3 separate regions of the Mus musculus genome follow, and regions 1 and 2 are each linked to region 3. Evidence: chromatin loops called from intact Hi-C (ENCODE). Cell type or tissue: gastrocnemius. All regions are shown on one strand. Links, peaks and the distances in the headings refer to the core of each region. The heading gives the core; the rest is flanking DNA. Region 1 overlaps Gfra1 (glial cell line derived neurotrophic factor family receptor alpha 1). Region 2 holds the start of Gm46650. Region 3 holds the start of Gfra1 (glial cell line derived neurotrophic factor family receptor alpha 1).

Region 1 (8,000 bases), core at 1-8,000, 140 kb before region 3:
AGCTAACTGCCTAAGTGTCTTGATTATAGGCATGGGCTATCAGGCTTGGGTAGATTTTGGTTTTCAATGTGGTCCAATCATCTGTACATCAATGTATCAGTCAGTTTCACCCTCATGCACCTTGCTTTCCCATTTTCAAGACATGATAATGAAGTCCCTGCGATCCTCAATACCCTCTGCTTTGCTGAACAATAGACTTTGCTCTTTAGAATAACTTTAAATATTAAGAACGATGACCAAGGGCAGAATGAATCCACAGGCAGAGAGAGGTTCTATTCTCTCAAAGGCACTGGCCTCTCTGTTGATTCAGGAAGTGCATGGACCCAAAATCAACCCTGACCTGCAGCAGGTCAAACATAGAGGTCTGTCCCACCTGGGGAGACGAGTTATATCAGGGATGCCCAGTGGGATGAGAGAAGTATTCGAATTCAAACATCTCTGAAGCAAGAAACTGCCTTTTCCCAAATAATAATCCCCTCACTGTCCCAAATCAAAGAGGCCACCACTGCCACCAGTCGGCATTACACTCAGAAAACTGCCACCATTATTGGTCAACACCAGCACCTGCTAGTCCACTGGTGTTACTCACGATGAAGCCACGATGACAGCGAGCGATCTATTTCTGCTGATTGTGAGGAGGAACCAAGCAGTAAGTGCATTAAAATCTGCATGGATTGCATGAAATATGACAGAGCACACAGAAGGTTAACGAGACACGTTGAGAAAGTGCTGTTTACCAAGGCTTGCCAACTTCCGGCTATCTTTCCGCGCCCTTCTTTTGGGCTGGCAGAACAGAGCCCCTGCTGGTTCCTTCTTTCTTTCTGACTTGATTAATTGCCATGTTAACACAACCACTACTCCTCTCCCTCTAATGTATTAGCCCAGCAAATGAAAAACGAGCACCAGGCGCCAAGCTCTTCCCAGGGGTAGGCAAGCCTTTCTGGAAGCTCACATTGACTGTCATCTGATATCTGAGAGGATCAGGTGGCAAAATCTGATCACATGGGTTGTGACCCTTGTAATTGATCCTTCATGGGTTTGGCCTTTTCCAGCTGAGGTGCAAAGAATTACATTTAAGATCCATGTGCAGGCTGTTTGGAGCCTATTTCTTCCTATCTACACGCGTTTCAGACCTATTGTATTACCCGGTGTGCATTTCCTGCTGGGCCCCCTTTTTTACATTCTACACAACTACTCGAAGCCTGATGCCGAATCTAAGCTCTCTGGGGCTGTGACCAGGGAAAGCATTCTGAACACTTATGGATTTGTAAATAATTCTTCTACCGGGTGTAGACAGTTTCCAGGGTTAACCACGAGTCAAAGGCAGTTTCTATCGTTTAGACTGCCATTTCCTGACGTGCATGCAGTCACCTGCTTTCATCCTACATCTCCCCAGCTATGTCCATACCTTAAAAAATTAGATGGCTCTTGTAAGTGGTGTGCCAGTCCCGGGCTCGCTGCTACCGTGATTAAGAGTGCTGTCTCAGCAAATGGGATCATTACATTTTTAATTAACCTTTCCAACCTCCCCACCACCTTTTTCTTTTGTTATATGCCAGCTCCTTGAAATTTTCTATTTGTTTATGTTCAACTAGGTTTGAAACAAAGGCATGGCAACCGATCCCAGGTGAAGCAGGAGTCCACACTGCAGGGGACCTCCCTGGGAAGGCCTGGTACCTCCTTGTGTGTCAGACATGGGGACAGGCACTTAGAACTCTGTGGCTGGGTTCCCACCTAATTTTTATTTTGGCAGCTTAGCATTATTTAATGGCCCCAGCTACCAGGGAACTGGCTTTTTAAAATCTCTTTCAACCTAATTATAATTACAGTGTATAAATCATGGAATGATCAATTATAAAAATCCTGGGTTCATAAATATTTAACTTAGCATTTAAATCCACACTGCAGGAGTGCGCGAGATTTTGGAGGCCATCTCTCTGCAAACAACTGCTTTATTACAGCTCTGCTGCCAACAACTGCAAATGGCACCAAGTCTGTCTTGTAACCCACTCCAGCACATATCTGGGCATAATGCCTCTCTGAGTGCTAAGATGCCATGGTTAGTCTTCTTTAAAAAAGAAACAAAAAAACAAAAACAAAACATGCACATGCCTATCATTAAAAGATTTTTTTTATTCCTATCACCATCCCTAAATTCCTCAAGTTAGGAGGCATGATTACAATATTTGACATAAAAACACTCATTAAAATATATTCTATCCAACAAAAGATTGATTCCAAGATAATTGAGGTCAGATTTGTTTGCAAATGTCTTGTGACGTGTGCAAACGCTGAGGCAGAGAGGAAACGGTCTTCGAGGCAGACTCAAGCAAAACAGCTAAACATTTTTCAGCAAAAAATCATAAAAGCATAATTGGATTTCAATTTAGAAATAGCGGGCCTAAGACAGGCCATTTTTAATAATCTAATTATGTGCTCAGGGCCTACCCCAGAACTCAGCCATGGCTACAGAACTATTAATTGCATTCAATCCTGCTGCATCTTCAACCATGAAATTTGCTATTACATGTAGGGCTGGTTTTCAGTTATGGGCCTCTCTTCTCCAACCTCAGACGCTCTTATGCCATCCAAATGTGCCTGCTCTTCTCATTTTCCCAAAGCAAAATCTCTTAATGGCTTCTCTGGACCAGAAAAGTAGCTCAGACTTGTGGTCTTTCCGCAAACATCATATAAAAGCAAGGCCCATAACTATTTCCCCCTGTTTTTATGAAGGCACAGAGAAGAGCCCTTGCTTTTCCCTGATTTTCATTAATTAAAGGTATTTAATTGCTAACATCTCATTAGCAGTAAAATTAATGAGTACTTCAACTATCGGAAGGATCTGCATGATAAAATAAACCTAATTCATTTTATGGCGTATGAAAAGTAAATCCACTAATATTTAGCCTATGCAAGCTCCACTGGTATTTAGTAATTTCAATGGTAAAAGACAAAATACATCTTCAAAACAGGTGCTGCGTCTCCTCGGGGAAGGCAGCAGATATGGGCCAGCAAACTAATCGAGTCTTCCCTCGCTTTCCCCCAGCGCCATACTGCCACCAAGAAGACCAATTAGAAGAATAGAAAATGGCTTAAAAAGATAACTTTCCAGGTTACTGTGAATAAAAAGCTGTCCGTAGGATAACGTGCCTACGTTTTTAAGGTGGTTGTGATGCCGATGGACCACAACAATGATCAGAATTGCTTGATAACCCTCAGGGTACAGTAGTGGCACCCATACCTCTGCAGTAACCAACAGCTCTCTAACTGGACTTACGATCCATTTAACAGCAGGGAAATCACTCCCAGTCCTGGAAGCCCATCCAACTACCCTGGAGTGCTGGGCCTTAGAAAAGAACCTACTACTGGCACTTTATTAAACCAACATAATTTCAAACTGCATCTGTATATTTATCTTTATACCCACAGATAGATGTTTCTCTCACTACCCATCAAAGAAACTTCTTTTTGTAACAGATGGAGACTATTACAGAAAACCACAATCAACTAAAATGAAGTGAGAGTAATCACGTGGTGCCCAGCCCCAGCTGACACATTTACAACAAAACCTCCTGCACCTAAAACAAAAGGAACATCATGGGAAAGAAGACAGAAAGATTGTAAGAGCCAAAGGATCAGGCTGCGTCCCCAAGGAATGACAAGGAAGCCACACCCATGATACCACAATAATAATGGTTGCATAAATAAGACCTGAAGTACAATGCCAACAGACATGGAAGAAAGAAATATTAATGGGCAACACCCATTGACACAGAACTACAGGCAACTAAGGAATGCTCAGAGTGGGAGAAAAACTCTGCCTTAGAGATGAGCCCCTACCTGGTTATTCAATACCAATGGGCAGCCCTAAAAGCATATGCACACAAGGAATACTAAGTGGACTGGGCAGATAAGCACGTTCATATGCACAGACACACACAGACACAGACAGGGACACACACCCAAATACACACAGACACAGAAACCCACACCCAACATATACACAGACACAAAAATGCACCCACTCAGACACACACACACACACACACACACACACACACACACACAAATACTTACCCAACATACAGACACAGACACACACATGCCCAACATACACATATACACACACATGCCCAACATACACATATATACACACAGATACACACAGAAACACACACACATACCTAACATATAAGCACAGACACAGACACACACACAGAGACACACACACACCCAACACACACACACAGACCCAGAAAGGAGGCTTAAAAGCCAAGTGTCATTTAGTAGTGAGTGTTGAACAAAGTAGGTTGTTGTAATGTAGACAATGCTCATCAGGAGAAAGGAAGGGATGGATCCTTTATGTTTTTTGTTCCTGTGGGTAACTGATAAATAACTTCTGAGAACAATTACCCAATGAGGTGGTCTCAGAATGGTTTTCTACCAGAAGGTCCTGGGGTAAGTGTTTCTAAGTATTAAGAAAAATAGGCCATGATTTCAAGAGCAGGCAAGGCAGGCTATACAGGAAGGATTAGAAGGAGGCAAAGAAAGACAGAAAATGATGTGATTTTTAATTAAAACTATACAAAAGAATGTCTAATGTGATGTACCCTGGGAAGGTTGAAATGTTACCTCAAGAATGCTACCAGCTCTCTGGAGACTTTGGAAGCTCTCTCCTAGTAGTCTGAGAGGTGCTTTTCATAAAATCTCTGAGCAATCCTGAGTCTCTGCATCAGGAACGGTTTAAAAAATATATTTTAATTATTTGAGTGGTTTTTTTTTTCTGTGCACCACCTGCATGCAGTACCTACAGGGGCCAGCAGAGGGCACCAGATTCCATGGAACAAAAGTTATAAAGGGTTGTGAGCTCCATCTGGGTGCTGGGAATTGAACGTGGGTCCTCTGAAGAGTAACCCAGTGTTCTTGACTGCTGAGCTATTTCTGCAGTCCCAGCAGCCCCAGGGATGAGGCTTAAATAGCAATGTCATTTAGCTAGGTGGTAATGTTGAACAAAATGCTTAGGAGAAGAGAGGAAGAGAAGTGTCTATGTTAGAGCTTTTCAGTTCCTGTGGGTGACTGATAAATTGCTTTTGAGAACCATTGCCTGATGATGTGTCTCAAAATGGTATTCTGCCTGGGATACGTTGTTTCTAAGGTGGCTACCTGGATGGGTATACTTGTTTGAATGTATGTTCTGTGAGCTCTTTATCCAGTCACAATGTTATGGGAAATTGGATACAACCAGAAGATGGGCAAGCGACCCAAAGGTTGCTTGTACTCAAAAACTCTCAACAATTATCCTGGCCTCTGATAGACACACAGAGAAGACAAAGTCTGCATTTTAAAGCCAAGGCAAAGACTGAAGATCCTGTTAAGTAGCTGAGCGGATGCTGAGATAATGAATCGATGGTGATGTCGTGGTTGTCAGGGCCTCACAGTGTGGATTTCAGCAAAGATAAGCTAAATATCAAGCCTTTATTTTTAGTTAAAGAGCATAAAATTCAATGCCTTTCCTCCCACTAGCCTATTTACATACCTGCTGTGCTACCTATTTGCCTTCACCTGCGTTCCAATTAATACCCCATTAAGCCGCTCCACCTGCAGTGGCTTTTCCCTTAGCCACAGCCCTGGAACGATCACTCATTTGCTACAGCTCAATTGTTTCTTTTGGGAAGATAAACAGGAGCCGCATGAATAATAATGGCAATGCTTTGTATTTAAAGGGCTCTGTGTTCACAAAAGGCCAGTATAGCCAGGAACTGTGGTCAGGACAGAAGGAGCCAGTTGGTGGGGAAAACATTTGCAATAGTGTGGCTACATTCCAGAAGATGCTGGCGGAGAAGGAATGGCCCTTAGTGAGTCAGATAGGTGGATTGATTCTGAATTCTATGTCTATCTTTTGTTTAATATACACTGGGGGGGGGGGCGGAGTGCAAAGGAGAGCTTGTGAGCTGGCACAACTGGGACTTCCTGTGTGTTCGCATGTGTGTAGACTTACATGGATGTGTGTGCTGGTGCTGTGACAGCCTGAGGTTGACCTCAAGTGTCTTTCTCATCACCCTCCACACCTTGAGGCAGGGTCTCCAGCTGAACCTAGAGCTCACTGGTTATGCTAGTCTAGCCAGTAAGCTGAATCCCCTGACTCCAGTCCCCTCGAAGTGCAATCACAGTGGGTGGGCAGGCCCCCCATCTTTCATGTGTGTTTTAAGATCTCAACTTTGGTCCTCATGCTTGTGTGCCACCTCCCTAGTTGCAAAGTCGGTCTTTTAAGACAGTGTTTCCCTGTAGTCAAGGGGTTTCCTTCCTGTCTAGCTAGATGAGTGAGATTTTGTTTAGTCACGGGCTTTATGGTGTCCTCCTATTTGCAGTAAATAATACACTTTCTCTTTTGTATAAACAGATTTTAGTGTCCAACCATTCTTTCCAGGAGTTATCAAATCTGGCTACGCTCTAAGATCTTATATTTTACACAGCTCCCATGACTCTGACAGGCACATCTGGGAGCTGGAAGACCTTCCATGGCATCAGCCTTTCCTATGGTCTTCCGCCTCCACAGTCACTTATCTCCATAGCAAACCTGGCTTTCTGTGTGCTCTGGACACACTTTCAGATTGTGGACCCTATCAGGTGCTTTCTGATGCATCAGCCCTTCATCGATCTCCCCAGGAAGATCCAATTGACAGTCTTTATCCATGTCTCCAGTCAAGGTAGACCAGATGACTGCAGTGTGCAGGTGACAGTTGTCTTTATCTACAGTTCAGTCGTGGTAGACCAGATGACTGCAGTGTGCAGGTGACAGTCTTTATCCACAGTTCAGTCGTGGTAGACCAGATGACTGCAGTGTGCAGGTGACAGTCGTCTTTATCCACAGTTCAGTCAAGATAGACCAGATGACTGCAGTGTGCAGGTGACAGTCTTTATCCATGTCTCCAGTCAAGGTAGACTGCAGTGTGCAGGTGACAGTCTTTATCCATGTCTCCAGTCAAGGTAGACCAGATGACTGCAGTGTGCAGGTGACAGTCATCTTTATCCACAGTTCAGTTGTGGTAGACCAGATGACTACAGTGTGCATACCTTCAAGGTGGCTTAAGGTGAAGCACATTAGCAGGACAACCCTCTCTCCCATGTTTTCGGAAACCCACCCCTCCTCCGAGCTGTAGAAGCAGAACACAGCAGAATGGGCAGGATTGTGTGTGATAAGCGTGGCTCGGTGAACACTGAGTTTTATTTAATGGGCTGATGAGAAGTCTTCCTGCTCTTCCTGATCCCCTTCCACTCTCTGGCTCTAAATTGCAAATGAATACATTCACACCTGTACCCTCTGATCCTTGTTAGATCCCTATTTGAAAGACCATACCGGTTAGCTCAAAGACTGTTCAAAGCCAGGTGTTTTTATTTGAAGAATTCCTCAGTCAGGACCTCCAGTACATCTTGATCACTTTAAGGTTCAGCTCCTTCTCCCAGGGGGATTTTCAGAGTAAATGCAATTCTAGCCTCGTGGTGCTGGGCACCAAGCCACTTCCAGGAAGGGAAGTTCTCCCCCTCCTATTCCCCTCCCCTCGCCTGGCACCTGTCCATGAAATGCTGTTCGCCTGTTGAGGCAGATGGGTGCCACAGCTTCTGCTGCTTCTACAATGGAGCTTCCCATAGTTTCTCAACACCAGAATGTTAACTTTTATATTCCCGATGACATGGAAATTATATAAATTAAAAATCAAGGGTTCATTGAGAACTATGTCAACACCCAGAACTCCTTTGTCCATTAGGATATTTTTTGAGTTTAAAAAAAAAAAAAAAAAAAAAAAAAAAACTACAGCTGAAGCCAAAAAAAAAAAAAAAAAGCATGTGCTCTACTGAAAATCCCTCCAAGCGTCCAAGTGAGCTTTTTCTAACAGAGAAAAGGTAGCACAGCAGCTGGTTTTTGTGAGCGATGTCCACATGAATGGTTCCATTTAACTCTGGGCTGAAGCTAATGTGAGAGTCGAGGTCAGGATGGTTCC
Region 2 (8,000 bases), core at 1-8,000, 160 kb before region 3:
TCACTATCTGAATAACTGACATCACTATCTGAATAGCTGACATCACTATCTGAATAGCTGACATCACTATCTGAATAACTGACATCACTATCTGAATAGCTGACATCACTATCACTGTCTGAACAACTGACATCACTATCTGAATAACTAACATCACTGTCTGAATAGCTGACATCACTATCTGAATAGCTGACATCACTATCTGAATAACTGACATCACTATCTGAATAGCTGACATCACTGTCTGAATAGCTGACATCACTATCTGAATAGCTGACATCACTATCTGAATAGCTGACATCACTGTCTGAATAGCTGACATCACTATCTGAATAGCTGACATCACTATCTGAATAGCTGACATCACTATCTGAATAACTGACATCACTATCTGAATAACTGACATCACTATCTGAACAACTGATATCACTGAATAACTGACATCACTATCTGAATAACTGACATCACTATCTGAATAACTAACATCACTGTCTGAATAGCTGACATCACTATCTGAATAGCTGACATCACTATCTGAATAGCTGACATCACTATCTGAATAACTGACATCACTATCTGAATAGCTGACATCACTGTCTGAATAACTGACATCACTATCTGAATAGCTGACATCACTGTCTGAATAGCTGACATCACTGTCTGAATAACTGACATCACTGTCTGAATAGCTGACATCACTATCTGAATAGCTGACATCACCATCTGAATAACTGACATCACTATCTGAATAACTGACATCACTATCTGAATAGCTGACATCACTATCTGAATAGCTGACATCACTATCTGAATAGCTGACATCACTATCTGAATAGCTGACATCACTATCTGAATAACTGACATCACTATCTGAATAACTGACATCACTATCACTGTCTAAACAACTGACATCACTATCTGAATAACTAACATCACTGTCTGAATAGCTGACATCACTATCTGAATAACTGACATCACTCTTTATTTGAATAACTGATGTCACCTTCTGAATGACATCACTGTCTACCTGAATAGCTGGCATCACCATCTACCTGAACAAATGACATCACTCTCTACTACTTTTCATTCTTGATTGCTCCACCCATCCCAGCTTCTCTCAGTGCTCTAATTTCATACATAAGGCCTCTTCACAGAGACCTTCATCATAAACTTGAGGATTCCCAGTTTTAGTAGTAGACTATTTCTTTTCCTACTCCCATCCAGGAGGACAAATCCTGTCACACGAGTCAACAGCGGCCTCTGTAAGGCCCGTTTTGCTAACCTTGTCTCTGACATCTACTCTCACCTTATGTATTCATTTACTCATTTAGCAAACACTCATTAATTACCTTGGCTGGCAATTATAACATTTTCCAAATGCTTTTCTTTTGGGCCCTTTAATCTCTCATCTAACCCAAGAAGTCCCTAATTGGCCTTGAGTCCTCTCCAGACCCAACCCACCTGGCCTCCTCTCCAGACCCTGCCCACCTGGCCTCCTCTCCAGACCCTGCCCACCTGGCCTCCTCTCCAGACCCTGCCCACCTGGCCTCCTCTCCAGACCCTGCCCACCTGGCCACCTCTCCAGACCCTGCCCACCTGGCCTCATACTGAATCTCTCTCTAGGTCTTTGAAGGATAAAACCTGGCGCTCAGCACAGTGCTGGGAGCCCTGGGGTCTTGCCTTGAGTCCTTTGTCTCCAACTTCACCACCTGCTTCAGGTTCTCTATTTCTTAGCTACCCATGACCTGAACATTTGCTCATGTGTAATTACCCAGAAGCCCCTCTCTGGCTTCCTGGGCTTTGCTCATCCATATTTTTGTTTCATTTGCTTTCCTGCTCACCAATGGGAAAGACAGCTCTGGTGCCAAGGTTCCCTCCAGATCCAGATATCGACACTGTATGCAAAGATAATAAAAGGAGTCTCTGACTCTTCCTGTCTCCAGGCTAAGTGGAGAAAGTGACTTTGGAAGGGTGTGGACATACTGAGCTGGTGGAAAGCCCAATCAGAGGCAGCAGAGACGCTGAGCTTGGAAAGTGTGTGGAGCAGTAGATGGAGAGAAGAAAGCAGAGGAAACTCATCCAGTCCCCCCCCCCCAAAGCTATTGATTCTGGGAGAAACAAAACCTTTACCCTGACTTCTGCCAAAGGACAGAGATACAGGAAGGCTGAGCAGCAGATTGTATCTGGTTCCTACATCCCTGAGGTGGACGCCCAGAAGAACCCATGCTCAGCTCACCTGAGAGTCAACGGCAAGGGGTAGTGGGTGTTGAGGGAGATCCTGTCCCTGTTTTCAAGGTCTGTGTCACACAGACAAGAACAAGCAGGAGAGACAGCTCTCCCAGGTGGGGCGTGTTAAAACCCGACGTTTGGTACTTTGAACGCACCGCTAAAGACACTCGTGTACTCATGTGAAATGAAAGCCATTCAAATGGACTGGAAAATGCTTCACTTGTGTTCTCTCGTATTCCCGAACCTTTCTTCCCATGGTTCAAAAGCTTGCATTGTCTAATTGCTGGTTTCCATTTGTGAATGAATCAGTGTAAAATAAAATGAAGTGGCAAATCAATCTACCAAATTAATCTAGTTTTAGGCATTAATTATCCTCTCAGCCATTTTGTCTCGAGCTTAACCACATGTCAAGACAAGTCCGGGTCTAATGATGCTGCGTTCGGTGGTTAACACAGGAGCTTACACTCAGGAAGTAGACAGAGTCTTGATGTCTAGAACCTGAGGTTTACTGTGCATCTTAGTTAGGGTTTCCATTTCTGTGAAGACACCGTGACCACAGCAGCTCTTATAAAGTCAAACATTTCATTGGAGCTGGCTCACAGTATCAGAGGTTTAGTCCCTTATCATCATGGTGGGAAGCATGGCAGCATGCAGCTAGGAGATAGGAGTTCCACACTGAGTAGAGCTTGAGGGTAGGAGACCTCGAAGTCAGCCCCTAAGTGACATACTTCTTCCAACTCCTCCTAATAGTACCACTTCCTATGGGCTAAGCATTCAAACGGGAGTCTAAGGGGGCCATACCTATTCAAACTACCACACTGTGCTAAAAGGTCTCATTCCAGGTAAACATCTCTTGCTTTTTAAAAGTTTTGTTTATTTGTTTATATATATACAGATAAATTGAAGCTAGATAGATAGATAGACAGATAGATAGATAGATAGATAGATAGATAGATAGATAGTGTTTTATCTGCATGGATGCCTATAGGCCAGAAGAAGATACCAGATTTCATTATAGCTGCTGGGAGCCACCATATGGTCGATAGGAATTGAACTCAGGACCTCTGGAAGAGCAGACATTGCTCTTAAGCTCAGCCATTTCTCCAGCCCCTTGTCTCCTACCTTTTACTATAGATGCTCAACCACTGCTGGACTAAACAAGTCACTAGGGCAGAAATGTGCTTGATCGCTTTGTGGCATGTTTTCCCAACTGGGAAATTAACAATGTTACCCATCCTTTATATGTAGGAGAATCACCCTGAGTGTGGCAAATGAAGCATTGATGGGGGCAGCTCAGAAATTGTGTGCAATGTTCTTGTGGAGCTGTTCCAAGGGACAGGTGCCTTCTTGGTTCTGTTACCAACTCCGCTTGTTTCTAAGATCTAATTATAGGATCTTGAGCCCATGGGGGAAGAAGAGCCACTTGGTGACCTCATCAAGCTACTACTTTGAAGATGTGCAGACCTACAGCTGGGTACCTGCAGGAGGAAGAAGAGGTATGCTTCCAGGAATCCATGAGAGTTTCAGAGAGAGGTCTCCAAGCCCCTGACTCCTTCCTTTAAAGAATACTTGTATATTTATTCACTTATTTTATTTTATTCTTATGTGTATGAGTGTTTGGCCTGCAATGTATTACAATATATGTATTACATGCATATCCAAGGAGATCTGAAAGGGGGGGGGTCACATCACATGGATCTGTAGTTATGGCTGGTTGTGAGCCCCCTGTGGGTACTCAGAATTGAACTTGGGTCTTCTGTAAGGGCAACAAGTACTCTTAACAGCTAAGCCATCTCTGTAACCCCAGATGATCTCTCTTGAGACGGTCTTACTGTGTATCCCTGGCTTGCCTGAAACTTACTATACAGATCAGGCTGGCCTCGAACTCATGGAGACCTGTCTGCCTCTCCCTTCCGAGTGCTGAGATTAAAGGCAGGCTCCACGTACCCAGCCTCCTTATCCTTTCCGTATTCAACGCTACCAGAACAGTCGAGAAGGAAGCAGATAACCATGTCCAGCAGACCAGCATTACTGAATTCAGAGAAGACACTTACTCTCCCTGTAGAGGGCCATGCTGCCAAGCAAAAGGGAACCTGGGACACATTCCAAGGTGGACAGCTGGCCCTGGAGGAGGCTCCCCAAGACCCAGCCCTCTGAGGCACAACGCCTTAGTGACTACACAGACATCCAATGTTGTAGTCTTTCTGCCGCACGCACAGAATGATCACCGCAGCCCTAGCCACTCAGCAAGGACAGCAGAGCCCCGAGAGCCACAAGACAGGTGGCCTGCTCTGCAGCCCCTGGCTCCCTCTTTGGTTGGCACTGGACGAAGAATGAGGATGAAACCATCTCTGTGATTCTTCAACGCAAGCTGCAGCAGCACGCTCAAGAGGAGGTTCTCTTGGCAATGAGAATAGCCAAGCACCCGAGTGACTAATTAGAGAGGTAAGAGCAGTCGAAGCAAATCTCTGCTACCCTGAGTCAGAACTGGAGAGCAGAGCTTACTCTGAACGCTGGAGTGTTGGGGGGAAGGGAGGAGGTGGGCAGAGTATAAATTTTAATAATGTATATAATGTAATTTGCATCAGGAATGAAGGACATGCTTCCTTGAGGCCACACTAGGTACTGTCAGCCTTCCAGACAGTGAGGCAAGCAAGGAGAGGGAAGCTGGCATGTGAGCTCTTCTGCTCCAGGGAACTGAGGTGCTCCAGGGGAGGAGCACAGAGCTTTCAGGTTTTATCACAGCCATCTGATAACACCTGAGTGCATGCTTTGCTGCAGAGAAGCTTAGAGGCCTGAACAGTCAAGCTCACTCCTTCCCAGCCACCCCAAGAGGGAAAGAGCCTGTCAGCTTCACTGAAGAAGAAAGGAAGGAAAGGAAAACAAAAGCAGAGGCAAACCGCAAACCTCAAGTCACTCTGCTTCCTATCTATTTGAAGGCACAAGGCAGAAGAGAGGCGGGGTTCACACAGAGGTACCGTGGGACCCTCCGGATGGAAACCTCAAGGCCACGGTAGGCAAACATTACTTGCAGGGTAGTTTTAATCAGCTTGGGCAGCTCTTTGATAGGCAAGGATGTTAAGCCAGGAAGGGCTCTCTGGAAAGTCTAAGCATGCAGAGGGGGTAATATGAAACATGTGGCGTCTTCTCCCGTCACCCTTCCTGCTGTGGGTGTTCACAGGGTCCCCTTCAGTCACCACAGCAGAGCCAGGGTTGGTGTTGGAGGGGCTGGAGGGGTGATTAATTGTAGCAGGGAGCCCACAGAACCCCAGGTTCTAGCCATTACCAACTGCTGCCCCGGGTAGGTATTATGACGGCTTCCTCAAGATGGGTTGAGAAGAAATGAAATAAAAGGCATAAAATTAAAGACAAGATTAATAAAAACCCACTGAAAGCAAACACCACTAGCTAACTCAGTGGCTCAAATTACATTTGCCACATTGGAAATGGAGGGGATAATCACAAATAATAAGCCCAGGCTCTGGAAAGACATTATGGGCTAACTAACCTAACAAGGGGTAATACCAGGGAAGCCCCTGAGTCACCTTCCCAGGAAAGATTCAAGGCAGGGTACAAAAATCCATCAATCACATTGAGATAAATTTCCCTTGCTAGGCTCCCTGATAAGCCTAGCTCTGACTCTCAAAGTCTCTGAGCTCTACGCAGGGCAGCAGAGACTGCAGTACGAATGCCACCTCCAGATGTCAGCGAATTTACAGGGCTCCCACCCCACTGTGTGTGGACCCCACTATGCGTGGCTTCTGTCCCCACCACTCTGGCCTTGATAGGGTTGGGACACTTGAGGTTAGGCAAGGACTATCTTGCCTTAAGTCCACTTCCATTTCTGCCCTATCAGCTAAGTCTATGTCTGCTAAGGGAGTGTCTCTCAGTTTCTTGAACTTGATCTTGTGTGGAGGAAGTCTGAGCCTCAAGACAGCAGCCTATCCATTTGATTATCTACAGGTTCCTCCTGCTGCTTCCCCAGAGACCTTCAAGTCTTCAATTCCCAGTTCTCATCCCTAGCTGAGCAGGAGCCCTTGCTGTATAACAAATTTACAACCGTGCAGGAATTCTGTCTTTAGCAGCACATGGCAGTGTGTGCGTGGGAGTTGAAGGGGGATGAATATAAGCTCACTACTCATGGTAGACTTCTAGGGTGTGTGAGTGTGTCACAGACTTTCCCTGGAAGCCATGTACAATATAAACCTTTGAAGAGAGGGGTTCACTCCCTTGGCCAGCCACTACTCTACTCAATGGAGATGCTGATCCCCTTGGGACCTGTTGGCATCCCTTCCTACTCAGAATCCAGGCTTCCGTCTTCAGACCCAGTTCTGAGTAGGTTGATGTCTTAGGGAGAAAGTGCCTGGTTTTAAGCCAAAGAAGATGCTAGAAATCAAGTCCTGTTCACACACAGGAGTAATCCGTTATGCTCAATGGGAACAGGGTTCTTCAGAATTTCTGAGCCTTCCCAACCTTCATGCAATGCCACACTTCCATTGCTACCCTATCCTGCCTTCAGCTGTGTCTGCTTCACCCTCCCCCCACCCCAGGGGGGAGAGTTACCTGGTTTCCTGTGGCTTACCCCATCTCAGGACATTGTATCGCATCCTTCTCTCCCAAGATGACTCTGGGGACCAGTGGCTGGGAAACAGAGCAACTCCTCTCTGCACAGAGACTGTCCCTTGTCAAGCTTCATTCACGTTCCTCCCAGAACAACAGATCCCTTCTTTCAACAAAGCAAACAAATGGCCACACGCAGGTGTGTGGCCATTATCCTCAGAAAATCTCTACCCAGAGGCTTTGAGTGTGAGCCTCGGAACCCACGAGAAAAAGACAAGCCTGGTGAAGTGCACCTGAAATCCCAGAACACAAGAGGCAGAGACAGGTCCCAGGGCTTTGGCGGCCAGCCAGCCCCACTGAATCTGTGAGCTCCGTGTAAAGTGAAAAACCCTGTCTCAAGAGACAAAGTGGACAGTGGTGAGAAACAATATCGGAGGCCTTTGGCCTCAGTGCACACACACGAGAGCATTTATGTGCACCCTACAATATTGGAGGCTGGGCTATGGCCTCAGTGCACATGCATGAGCGTGTTTATGTGCACCCCAAATTCTCCCACACCCCACATATACACAGACATAAAGAATGGATGTAAGATAGAGGCGAGGGAGAAGGCGTATCCTCAGCATAGGACAGTCATGCATACAAAGACTTTCATTTTTCCTTTGGTCACTATTTCTTTAAAGAAACAATGGGGTCCCATGCACCCGAATAAAATTCATGGCTAATGTGAGCTAGGACATCAGGCTTTGTGTTCTCCTCTTCATCCCTGGTCTTTAGAAACGGATAATATATTATTATAAAACAACTAGGTACCTGGTCACAGTTTCACCCATCTGTCCACCTACCACACACCTATGAAGTCAGCTTAACAAAGGCATTGAAGTCCCCTGTGCCCAACCCTGAGGGCAAAGTGCTTGTGGTATAGATGTGATGACCTGACTGTCCACAGTTCAGGGCTCAGCCTGCTCTTCTCAAAGAACCAAGCGTCGGTGTGCAGAGCTAATCTCTGCTTGCTGGCACCTCCTCGTTTCTAACAGTGACTGAATTCAGCTCTAAGTTCTGGGAGGAGGGACATCCAACTGTCAACAGTGTGGCTGGAGGGCTGGGATGGAAAGGGGCTAGTGTAAGCCCCCGTTCTCCCCAACCTCCTCCTCTTTCCACAGACAATGTGTTCATGGACTCCTTCAAAGGTTTAAAAGAAACCAATAAAT
Region 3 (9,870 bases), core at 1-8,000:
ATAAGTAAAGACAGCATCAGTCTGGAATCTGTATTTCATTAAGAGAAATCACCGCCTTGCCTCTTACATGCGGGCTGTCTAGTGCAAAAGCTATGAGAAAATAACTTAATGCTTAAAACTTCTGTTCATTTCCAAACTGAATGCAGAAATGGAAGAAAAGCCCAAACAAGCTGAGGGCAAGACTCCATGTCGCAGGGCCACTGGTTCAGGACTGTTTCCTCTCAAATGAGCTCACACTTGCTCGGGACAAATCGGAGCAAGAACAAACGTGAGCTGGTGCTACGTTTCAAATCAATGTCAGCTGTTAAATCCACGACAAGTTGGTCTACCCACAATCCCTCTACAGATTAAGGTTATCTCCTCTGCTCCTTGAGGACAGTGGCATCCTGACAGCAGATTCCACTCCACTGAGACACTGTGTAAGGTTCAGCCACAGGAATATGATTGCCACCTACAGACAGCATTGTTCCCTTTGCCTAGAGCTAGCCAATCATATTTCATTGTTTTTTTTTTTTTAAGTCAATGCAGTCACCTCCCTCCAGGCACTTCCAAACCACCACAGCACATTACTTCATTGAGAACTACTCTCCACTCAGACATCCATGGCTACATGGTCCACTTCTTCACTATCAACACCTCACTTCCGATTTCCCAGAAACCTCCCTCAACCTGTACAGTATGAGGAAGCTCGCCAAAGGGCAAGCCAGCAGAATCGGGCCGATAAAGGAACCGTAGTGGAAGTATAAATCAGCTTACCTGATATGAACGGGACTGCCCGGAATATATCTGACAGCCTGCTGTTAACCGGCTCATATGGGGAATCTTCCAGTAGGTCATTTCCTAGAAATGACAGGAAGATTGGGCTCAGCTCTGGAAAACAGGCATATTTCAAACAGGGTTTCACTGCCCATCCGGAACCCCTAATTGTGTTATAACTGTGTACCAAGGAGATGCTGAAATCCTCAAAGATTTCACATGAGAGCTTAGGGATATATTTCCTTCTCATTCCTCTGCCTTTGTCGTCCTCGCTCTTCCCAGAGCACCTTGTAAAATATTGGAGAAGCACCCCGAGCTTGCCAGAAAACTCTCCCACTCTTTGCAAAGGAACTGAAATCTGAGAGGAAACAGCCAGTGACGTCACACACTTTGCTTGTCTCCAGGAACCAATGGAAGAAAGGTGACCCAGGAGCGGCCCTAGTTCTGTTAGCTCCCCAAACCAAAGCATGTGGCCTGCAAGCAGAATTCTGGCTATTCCTAAGATTTTTTAGAAGCGGCAGCTGATAGTCCAAGCTTCTGTATTATAAATGTTAGTGAGTCTCAGTGAAGAATGAATGTATGGGACACTTCGGAGGTCCACTTGCAGACTCCCCTTAAATCCCACTGGAATGGGCAGTTGTGACTGCTACTCATGTGCATAACTGTGGTTGAACCTCAGCAGCTGGTTCAAAACCCAGCTAATCTAAAATGACAAATGGTTTTCCACCCATGTATCTTTGAACTGGTGTGGTGGGGGGATGAATAGAGAGCAGAGTTCACTGGCTCTGTAATACTTCTTCATCCCATGTCATAAGAAAAGAAAAGAGGACACGCCAGTGGGACTACTACTCTCTACACGCAGTGAAAGCCTCGGGTGGGCGGCTGAAAGGTGGGTTCTAAGGAGTCCCCACTCTGATGTTCTAACTAGGTTTCAGGAAGGTCAGTGGGGTCCCAGGGGTGCCCCCACCCCCTCATGGATTTTCCAACAACCAGCTCCAACAATACTGCTCAGCTGCAGCAGAAAACACCAGCTGCCTCTGTCCCTAGAGGCCAATGAAAGGTCCTCATTCCGCAGCTGGGAGAAGTGAGCAGAGGATGAGATCAGCCAGCTTAGCCCCAGTACCGGACTGGACTGAGGTTGCCTCTGGCCTTCTGAGAGGAAGCCCGGCACGCTGGTGGGGGCAGTAGTGCATACCCTGCAGGCTCTGGTACATGCTCCAGTAGATACGCAGACAATTCTTCTCTTTCTTCATGCCCCGCTTGCAGCGGCAGTTGTAGAGAGACTTCTGCTTCAAGGCCTCCATAGCGCTGCGGCACTCATCCTTGGCCTCGAGGCCGGATGTCAGGCTGAAGTTGGTTTCCTTGCCCGCCACGCACTGCCTCAGTGTGCGGTACTTGGTGCTGCAGCTCTGTTCCTTCAGGCACTGATCACTGGCTTTCACACAGTCCAGGCGGTCCCCACCACTCACCTCGGCCGACATCAGCAAATCTACAGGGTGAACAGAAGAACGTTTGAACGCAGCAGACTAGTGGGTACCCTGATTCCAGGTCCCGGGAGGGCAGGGCATGATAGACCTCCACCATCATTCTGAAGGGGCAGATTAGGTAGGAAGCTGGTCCACCCCTCTTCTGGAATTTTCTCACCCCGGGAATACTGCCATCACGCCCCTCCCCGGCTCAACAAGGAAGGTTCCACTGGCTGCCTTAGCGGGATTTGCCGGGGATCCCGCGCAGCCCCAGCGTCCCAAAGCAGAAGCAAGCACTCCTGACCCGCTGGCTGCCCCGCCTCCCCAGGCACCCGAGGCTGCAGTGTCTCCTGGCCAGCAGCGGGCAAAAGGGCACTGAGCTGAACAGCGAGGCTGGGTGCTTGGCACCCTTAGCGCTCTGAACGAAAGGCAGACGAGTGCCACAGTCTGCCCCGCGGGTGCGCAGAGACGTTTTTCCCTTAAAAGTTTTCCATTCCAAGTTTGCTCTCTTCCGACCCCAGCGGTATTTGACCACACTCCACCTGCCGGAGCGTCTCAGGGAGCTCCGACTTCCAAAGGGGAGTAACGCCCTGGGATGGAAGCCTACGACCCCTCAATTTTCCACCAGGCTGGGTTATTAGTTTTTGTTTTGTTTTGTTTCTCACCCCCTTTAAACACGGCAAAATAAAATCAACCGCTCAAAGACGCGCCAGCACTGCTTCCCAATCCCAGAGATTCTTGAACCTCTTCACCCCCTAGCGAAACTTCTTCCACCCACACTCAAGGCACCCACCCGCAATTCTGGAGTGGCTGCCGCAAGGGACCCCCCAATGAAAGACTCTGGATGAGAAAGCCAGCAGCGGTCTCGACTTACCCAGGAGTGGCAGCACGAAGTACAGAGTGGCTAGGAACATGGTGCCGCCGCGCAGCTGGTCCCCGCCCCCCCAAAATCCAAAGCCGCCACCGGATCTCGCGGAGAGAGCTCAGCGTGCAGAGATCCCCGGGCGACTGCGCTCCTCTGGCCACTCAAAGTTAAGCTCCATCCAGGGTGAGAGCAGACTCCCCGTTGCTCTGCCGCCCACCGCCGCCAGGGACTCAGCTCCGAGCGGGCGCGAGGGCGGGAGGCGGACCCGCTTTTAGGGGTTCAGTTCCGACCCAACCTGGAAGGAAGAGCGCGCTTTGAAATGAGAGCCCAGAGTGCTGAAGCCTCCAGCTCCCGCCCCTCTCCCCTCCCCCGCTCCCGCCTCGGGGGACTTCTCAACGCTACCCCCACTCGGGTCCGAGAGCAGGAGGTGCGAATTCATCTATTACGGGCACGAGGAAGCTCCGGAACCCGGGTTCTGGAGCTGGTAAGGTCCGCTAGGGCTCCCAACGTTCAAAGCTGGAGGATATCGCGCACAACCCAAGAGGCTGAACGCAAGCAAATAAATAACCATTACTTTCAGAGCAAGCGCCGGAAGCTAGCTGGCGCTGCCCGGAGTCGGAGCCTCGGTGGCGAAGGCTTCTTAGCCAACCCCGCTGGACCAAGACCCTGCTCCGGCTCCGGGAAGTTGGCCGCCCTCCCTGGCTCTCGCCCGACCACTCACTTGCTGGCTCGATCACTAGCGTTCTAGCTCTTCTGTCCCCGGCCACCGATCGCTACCCCAGTCACCGTCATCCCCTCCCCTGGACGAGCCTCTCTTCCCAGGCAGTCCGGCAAGAGGAAACTGACATCCCGCATCCCGCCTGGTACTGAAACCTGGCTTCTCCGCCCCTACTCCTACCTGCCGCTCATCCTGGGCTCCTTCCTAGACTTCAGTGCTTCACACGCACTTGCCTAGCGCCCGAACTCCTGTGCATCCACACCACTGCCCCGTGAGAGCGAGCTAGTCCACAGCATCTGCACACCCCAGCAGGTGCAGCCCCGCACCACTAGCGCCCCCCTGGCCCCAAAGTTGGAGGACGCCAGCAAAATGGAAAGGGATGGCTGGAGGGGAGGTGGCGATGGGTTCTCAAGTGGAATGAGAAAACTCTAAATGCCACGAACCTGAACCCAATTGACCGGTGTCCAGCTGCAGCGAGTAGCCAGTGTTTGTTTATTTATTCTTTGGGGTGTCCCCGCCTCCTCTTTCTCTTTCCGGCCTCACTTTCTCTGTGCTAGGTAAAAAAACGATGCCACAATCTGCTACAGCTCGGAGGACAGAGTTGGCCAGGACGATTTCCGAGCAGACCTCCCCGCCCCGGCTCGATGCCCGGTAGGGATGTCAGCGGTTATTGGAAGCGGTGGGAGGATAGCATGCCCAGATTGGTTTTGGCTAAAGGCCCCTCAGGCTGCTTCTGCTCCTGCCTCCGGGCAGCGCAGGGCCGGCTCTTCTGTGAAGCGCAGTTCCTCCGTCCGCCACAGCAGACTTACAGGCTGGCTGGCGGTGGGACCCAAGGCCAACAGGCAAGCAGGCTCAGGACCCGCAGCGCTACGCCGCCGCCGTCGCGGAGACTGCGCACCCCCACCCCCTTCAGTGCACAAGGGCTCTTTCTTTAGTGCAACACAGCAACCCATCCAGACCCTTTTGAACACAAAGTTGTTTTTTTTTCTCCACGTCATTCGCGGCTGTGACTCAAGACTTGGCAAGATTCAGACTCACTCAGACCTAAGCCCTGAGCGGCGATCCGGGATGCACCCACCCATTGATAAAATGCTTGTGCGAGCTCATGCACCTCTCTCCTCCTGGTATGACAGCGAGACAAAGCAAAGTCCACCCCAGCCCACTGCACTGAAGTCTGATCAGACCCAGCTTTAGGTAATTTTATAAGATGATTTCCATCTTTACTGTTTCAAGAGTAAATTTTTTTTCAAAAACATTTTATAAACAGAACACATCCACAGCCCTTCACCCCAACTTCAAGGATCGCTCCAGCGATGCTGCTGAACCCCGCTCTCCGTGACACCCGCTGTCCTTTAGGGGTCCAGAGATCTGTCTAGAGTATGTCCGTAGTAGTGTTTGACCGACCAGCTCGCTGCTTGGGGCTTGTGTCAGAGATCTTTTCTATGTCCAAGTTCATCATCTCTCAGGAAAACAGAGTTTGAATCGAATCTATGAGCCCAGCTGTCAAATCTGCAAACCCATCACCACAGACAATGGGCCGCCAAGGAGAACAAAAAAAGAGACGCTCTTTTTTTGATCCAGAGTGTTAATTGAAAAGGGCAAAGGCTTTAGTTTAAGGCGTAAGGGCCGGGAGAAGAGGAGGAGGGATGGGTAGCCCTCCATTCAAGTACACATCAGCCAGGCGTGCCCTTCAGCTGTGGCGGCTGTAGCATTGTTTGGAGTCCTCAAAGAGTCTGTGCCTCTGTGAGCAACCTGAACCCAGGGGACATCCCGCCAGTGCTAGCTCCTCCTTTGCCTTGCACGTGTTCCTCAGGGGCAGGTATGAAGTGTCTGAAGCCTTCGCCAGGAACCCCTCCCCCGGTGTCACATTCAATCACACCAGACTTACACAGATTTCCAGTTCAGTGTATCAGTTTACACTCCGTCGTTGAGTAAACAAAGAAAGCATATGTCACATTTTTTTTGCGACAGATGGTTCGATCCAAGGGCTACTTAAGTTCTTTCTCTAGCGATAGTCAGAAGTCTACAGGGTGGAACTACTGTGGGAGATGGAATTGAGTCTTCCAATCAGTGTCTCTGCGTACAGAAGCAGATTTCCATATTTTCACACCAAGGCAAAAATCTCCAGGAAGTGGATGTTAATGAGAAGACTTAGCTGAAGACTCCCATTGATGCTGAAAACATAAAACCCCCCTCCGTTGTCCTATTTCATAAGTGAGTGGGAATATTTTTCTCTGTCAATTCAGTGCTTTTCTTTGGGGACCACTTTGGGTGGTTGAAGAATAGTTAAGTTTCATTTAAGACACTAGCTAAGTCTATTCCAAATATTTTTTTGTTGGGAAAACACTTGGTTATTCTACTTAATCCTAGGGAGTTAGTTAAAATCTACTTTTAACAGAAAAGGAAAGACTGGTCTAAAGTTCTCTAAATGTGGAATAAAGGACTCTTTCGAAAATAGTTATGGCTTCAAGAATATTACATACCCCTTCTTCACTCTAGCCTTCAATATATGATAAATATATAAATATTTACATAATATATAATAAATATAGATATGGTGAAATTAGACCTTTGGGGTTTGGTTTGGTTTTGAGGGGTTATTAATTTTATTTTTATTTTTGTGTGTGTCCCAGTCCATGAAGGTCAGAGAGAACATCAAATCCCCTGGAGCTAGAAAGTGACAGGTTGTTTTCAGGCTCAACATGGGTGCTGGGAACCAGACTCAGGTCTTCTACAAGAGCAGTAAATAGTCTTAAGTCTTGAGCCATGCCCCCATCTTTGTTTAAAATAATTAATAATAAGGACAATAATAATAAATGCCCACTGTTTGCTACAACTGTGTTGACCAACACCAAAACTACCAGCCTCAGTGTCACTGCCATGAATTTAATTAAAATTAAGTACCAGGTAAGTGTGGTTAGTTCTCAGTGGCACCAACCAATGACTATACATGACCATGGTTACCATATCTGATAAGGCTTACAAAACTCTTCCATAATCACAGAAAGATCAAGAGGACAGCCCTACCCTCTAATGTTGCTGTTAAATTAATAGGCACAGTTTCTATATAGAATAACAGATCATTGTAGGCATCCAGTGAGTGCTTTATTAAGCAATGGCACAATGGGGATTGTGGGGCCATTGGGGGTGGTGAAGGTGATGGAATGTGAGGGAGGTGATGATGGTGGTGATTGGTGGTTGAGTGTGGTGATGGTGGAGGTGGTGATGATGATGGTGGTGATGGTGATGATGTTGATGGTGATGGTGGTGTTTTGTTTTCCTTCCGTGGAAGGAGAAGAACTCTACAATGACACAGCCCATTGAACGTCTGCTCTGTACACAGGATGTGATCAGTGGTAGTAAAGCAAAGGAGAAGAGAAACGGCCATGTCAAATTTCATCCTGTGAGAAGAGCTGTAAACAAAAAGATGTAGTTCATACTCTAGCTTATGACTTCTCAAGGCAGGACCCCATAAGGAAAACCATTGCCTCACGGTCTGCTACCATAAAGGTGAGAGAAATGCACAGCCAGAAAGCCTTAGGAATATGGAAAATAGAAAGTGTGACATGTTCTATTAATTCTGCATCCTCAGAGCTTGTCTTTCCCATGAGCACGGATGTGTCTCAGGACGAAAGGTGACATTGAAATATCAAATATTAATCATTATAAAGGTTCGTGTAATCCTCAGTGGAAAATTGGTTTTAATGCTACAAAATTAGGTTCAATCCACCCGTGAGCATGTGAAGTGAGCAATCTTCTTGTATCTCTTGATGTGAGCGTATTTCCATAAGTTAACAGATGAGTCACGATGAAAGTGACAGTTTTATCTCATGTGACATTTTGTGTCTTACTCTCTTTGCCTTTGTCCCGTGGAATATAACGTAAAGCATATTCTTTCCCTAAAGTTGTACTGCTCAAAAGTCATTCAAACTACATCATCACTTGACATTAGCCAGTTGACAGGCTTACCTCAATAACTACATAAAACCCCTCACTGAATGTATTTATCTGTTCCTTCCATGTTACTCTGATTTTTCTTGACTGTTCTCTTCCATTTGCCCATGAAATCCTACATCTTAATACCTTGAGGTCCAGCTTAGCTGAGTAGATCACTTAGTCATAGCAAAGACTCCTTGCATGAGCTAACCATTCCGTGTGTTCCTTCCACAGCCCCATCAGAAGCTCTGCTACATCTGTGGTGACCGTTGTTTCAGGCACTCTATCTGCCTCCTTGACTGGACTGTGAGCTCGTTGAAGGCAAGGGAATGTTCTAGAACTTAGGTCTGCATCCCCAGCATTTAGACTTATGACTGACACACACTCAATCCCAAAGAATGCGTATTGATTGCATGAATAATGCGTAGTGCTGGTCCTCATTTTCCTCTGACACCATAATTTTACAGAAAGATTTATATGAAAATCCCTTTACTGTATGAACAATACTAAATGTAAGTACCTCGTATGATTACTGGTATTACAGTTCCAATAATAGTATCAGATATGTATTATTCCTTTGGGGATTTGACATTTAAATTTTTTTAAACAAAAACCATTATTATAATAGAATGCTCTTTTTCTGCCTCACTTTAATAGTAAAATATGACATATTTCATTTCTGGGAAATGATAGCTTGCCTTAGGTCATATTTTAAGGCATAAAGCCAGAAGCAGAGTAACACAGTCCCACCTGATGTTCTGAAACCATCTAGAAATGTACCTCTCTCTGGGAAAAGGGCCAGATCACAACCACCCTGGAGCCTGCCTTCGTCTTCAGAGGCAAAATTTTAAAAGCCAAATTGGCTCAGAATTATTTTTAAAGAAACAACCCCATGAACACAATTGCAAGCCCTCTCGCCGTCTTTTGGGGAAACCGATAAAAATGAATGCTGACCATCTAAACCGGAAAGCTGGCGAAGGCTCGCCGCGCCGACAAAACTCTCACCTCCTAAACTGCACTTTGACCCTTGGCCTTTTGTGGTCCAGGAAGAGACAGTTGCTCTCAGAGCACAGAGCCCTTTCCAGGAGGAATAGACGAAGATGTATCTTTTGAACATTATTTGCAAATGGAAGTTTCTTATAGGCCGTGAGGGTGCCTGACCCCTTCGAACCTGCCTTAAGATATCTTCCTTCCTCCTCTCTGTTCAGGTAATTTTCATTTCTTAGTACTCATAAGTCAGTGGCCAGGGTTTTAATGCATTTATGGAAGAATATTCTTGAGAGTTGAAGTCATTTGTGCTTTGGCCTTCTGCCACAAAATGCATAAGGTGCGCAGTCCTGATGAAACAAAGTGCCTGTCACGCCTTATTGCTCCAGTATATGGCGGAGTACACACCATCTTCTGAGGACTTGCAGGGCTCTTGCTCATGAATGCCAGAGGTGCTGGATTAAAAGCCCTGTGAGTTTCAGCCCTCTTTATCCAGCCAGGGTGGGAATGCCTGCTGGCAAGAGACACCTTCTCAGGACTGCCTCCCTCATCCCCCAAATCCTGCTCCGAAGGGAATATTTCTTCAGAAGGGCAACAGGGAAGCCTAATCCCCAGCTTTGTCCACTAATTAGCCCGCCTCTGTCTCTGGAGGCAGCAAACACAGATGCTGATCCTGATGAGTGCTAGGACAAGGAAGGAAAACAAGACCGAAAAACATCGAGTCGTTTCTTCGGAAGCCATTTAGCAGCCTCTTGAAAGCCGTACGAAGTTTTCATTTCTCTCCATGTCATTAGGTCTGAAGTGGTCAGATGAGGCCTTTCCCACCCGTGATGCTTTGGGACAAACTCGACCGGAGACTGGGAGATGAGCAGCTTGCAGGCTTTGTGCAACAATGAAAGCTCTGTGAGGCGTTTCTGCCTTTGTCCTGCCTCTTACCCAGGGGACTTATAGGAACTGCCATGGTAATGCACGACTGACCACAATGTAGGCCTCTGGAAGCCCCTGCTAGGAGCTCACTAATGCAATTAGCTTACAGTTAAGGACTATGCTTTTTCCAGAGCCCATGAGGCCAAGGGTGCTCCCAGAACAAAGGGCTGGGGGTCTGTTTTAAAGTAACCATCGTGACATCATTTGGAAGACAT

What was found. A loop is a pair of places that touch in the nucleus more often than their neighbours do. Peaks named below come from ENCODE experiments on the same cell type or tissue, not always from the same donor. Only the 100,000 strongest peaks of a DNase experiment are listed, where the experiment ranks them.
Region 1: it touches region 3 in a loop (2.4-fold over the local background); 13 of 42 quality-filtered maps call a loop at or near these places.
Region 2: it touches region 3 in a loop (3-fold over the local background); 2 of 42 quality-filtered maps call a loop at or near these places.

Annotation. Positions count from the first base shown.
Region 1 is chr19:58,309,148-58,317,147 of GRCm38, forward strand. The region is part of intron 5 of Gfra1 (glial cell line derived neurotrophic factor family receptor alpha 1); the gene reads right to left. Among named protein-coding and RNA genes, the nearest start is that of Gm10007, 17 kb to the left of the region's middle. In gastrocnemius, for the core only: a CTCF peak has its summit at 4,823 (motif pointing right); DNase peaks (open chromatin) are centred at 890, 1,669, 1,943 and 7,554; H3K4me3 peaks cover 824 bases; H3K27ac peaks cover 788 bases.
Region 2 is chr19:58,291,805-58,299,804 of GRCm38, forward strand. The region is part of intron 6 of Gfra1 (glial cell line derived neurotrophic factor family receptor alpha 1); the gene reads right to left. It overlaps Gm46650, which reads right to left and starts at 2,774. Exons shown (of 2, transcript XM_017318325.2): 1 at 1,570-2,774; 2 at 1-1,515. The coding sequence starts at 1,048. Gm10007 (predicted gene 10007) reads left to right here and starts at 4,400. Exons shown (of 3, transcript NR_040449.1): 1 at 4,400-4,674; 2 at 5,169-5,242. In gastrocnemius, for the core only: a CTCF peak has its summit at 4,299; DNase peaks (open chromatin) are centred at 4,361 and 7,135; H3K4me3 peaks cover 408 bases.
Region 3 is chr19:58,451,213-58,461,082 of GRCm38, forward strand. It overlaps Gfra1 (glial cell line derived neurotrophic factor family receptor alpha 1), which reads right to left and starts at 4,186. Exons shown (of 11, transcript NM_010279.3): 1 at 3,986-4,186; 2 at 3,097-3,382; 3 at 1,952-2,245; 4 at 757-840. The coding sequence starts at 3,136. Gm41876 (a long non-coding RNA gene) reads left to right here and starts at 4,937. Exons shown (of 3, transcript XR_877966.1): 1 at 4,937-4,999; 2 at 7,149-7,315; 3 at 7,976-8,380. In gastrocnemius, for the core only: a CTCF peak has its summit at 4,595; DNase peaks (open chromatin) are centred at 1,902, 2,491, 3,459, 3,777 and 3 more places; H3K4me3 peaks cover 3,457 bases; H3K27ac peaks cover 3,227 bases.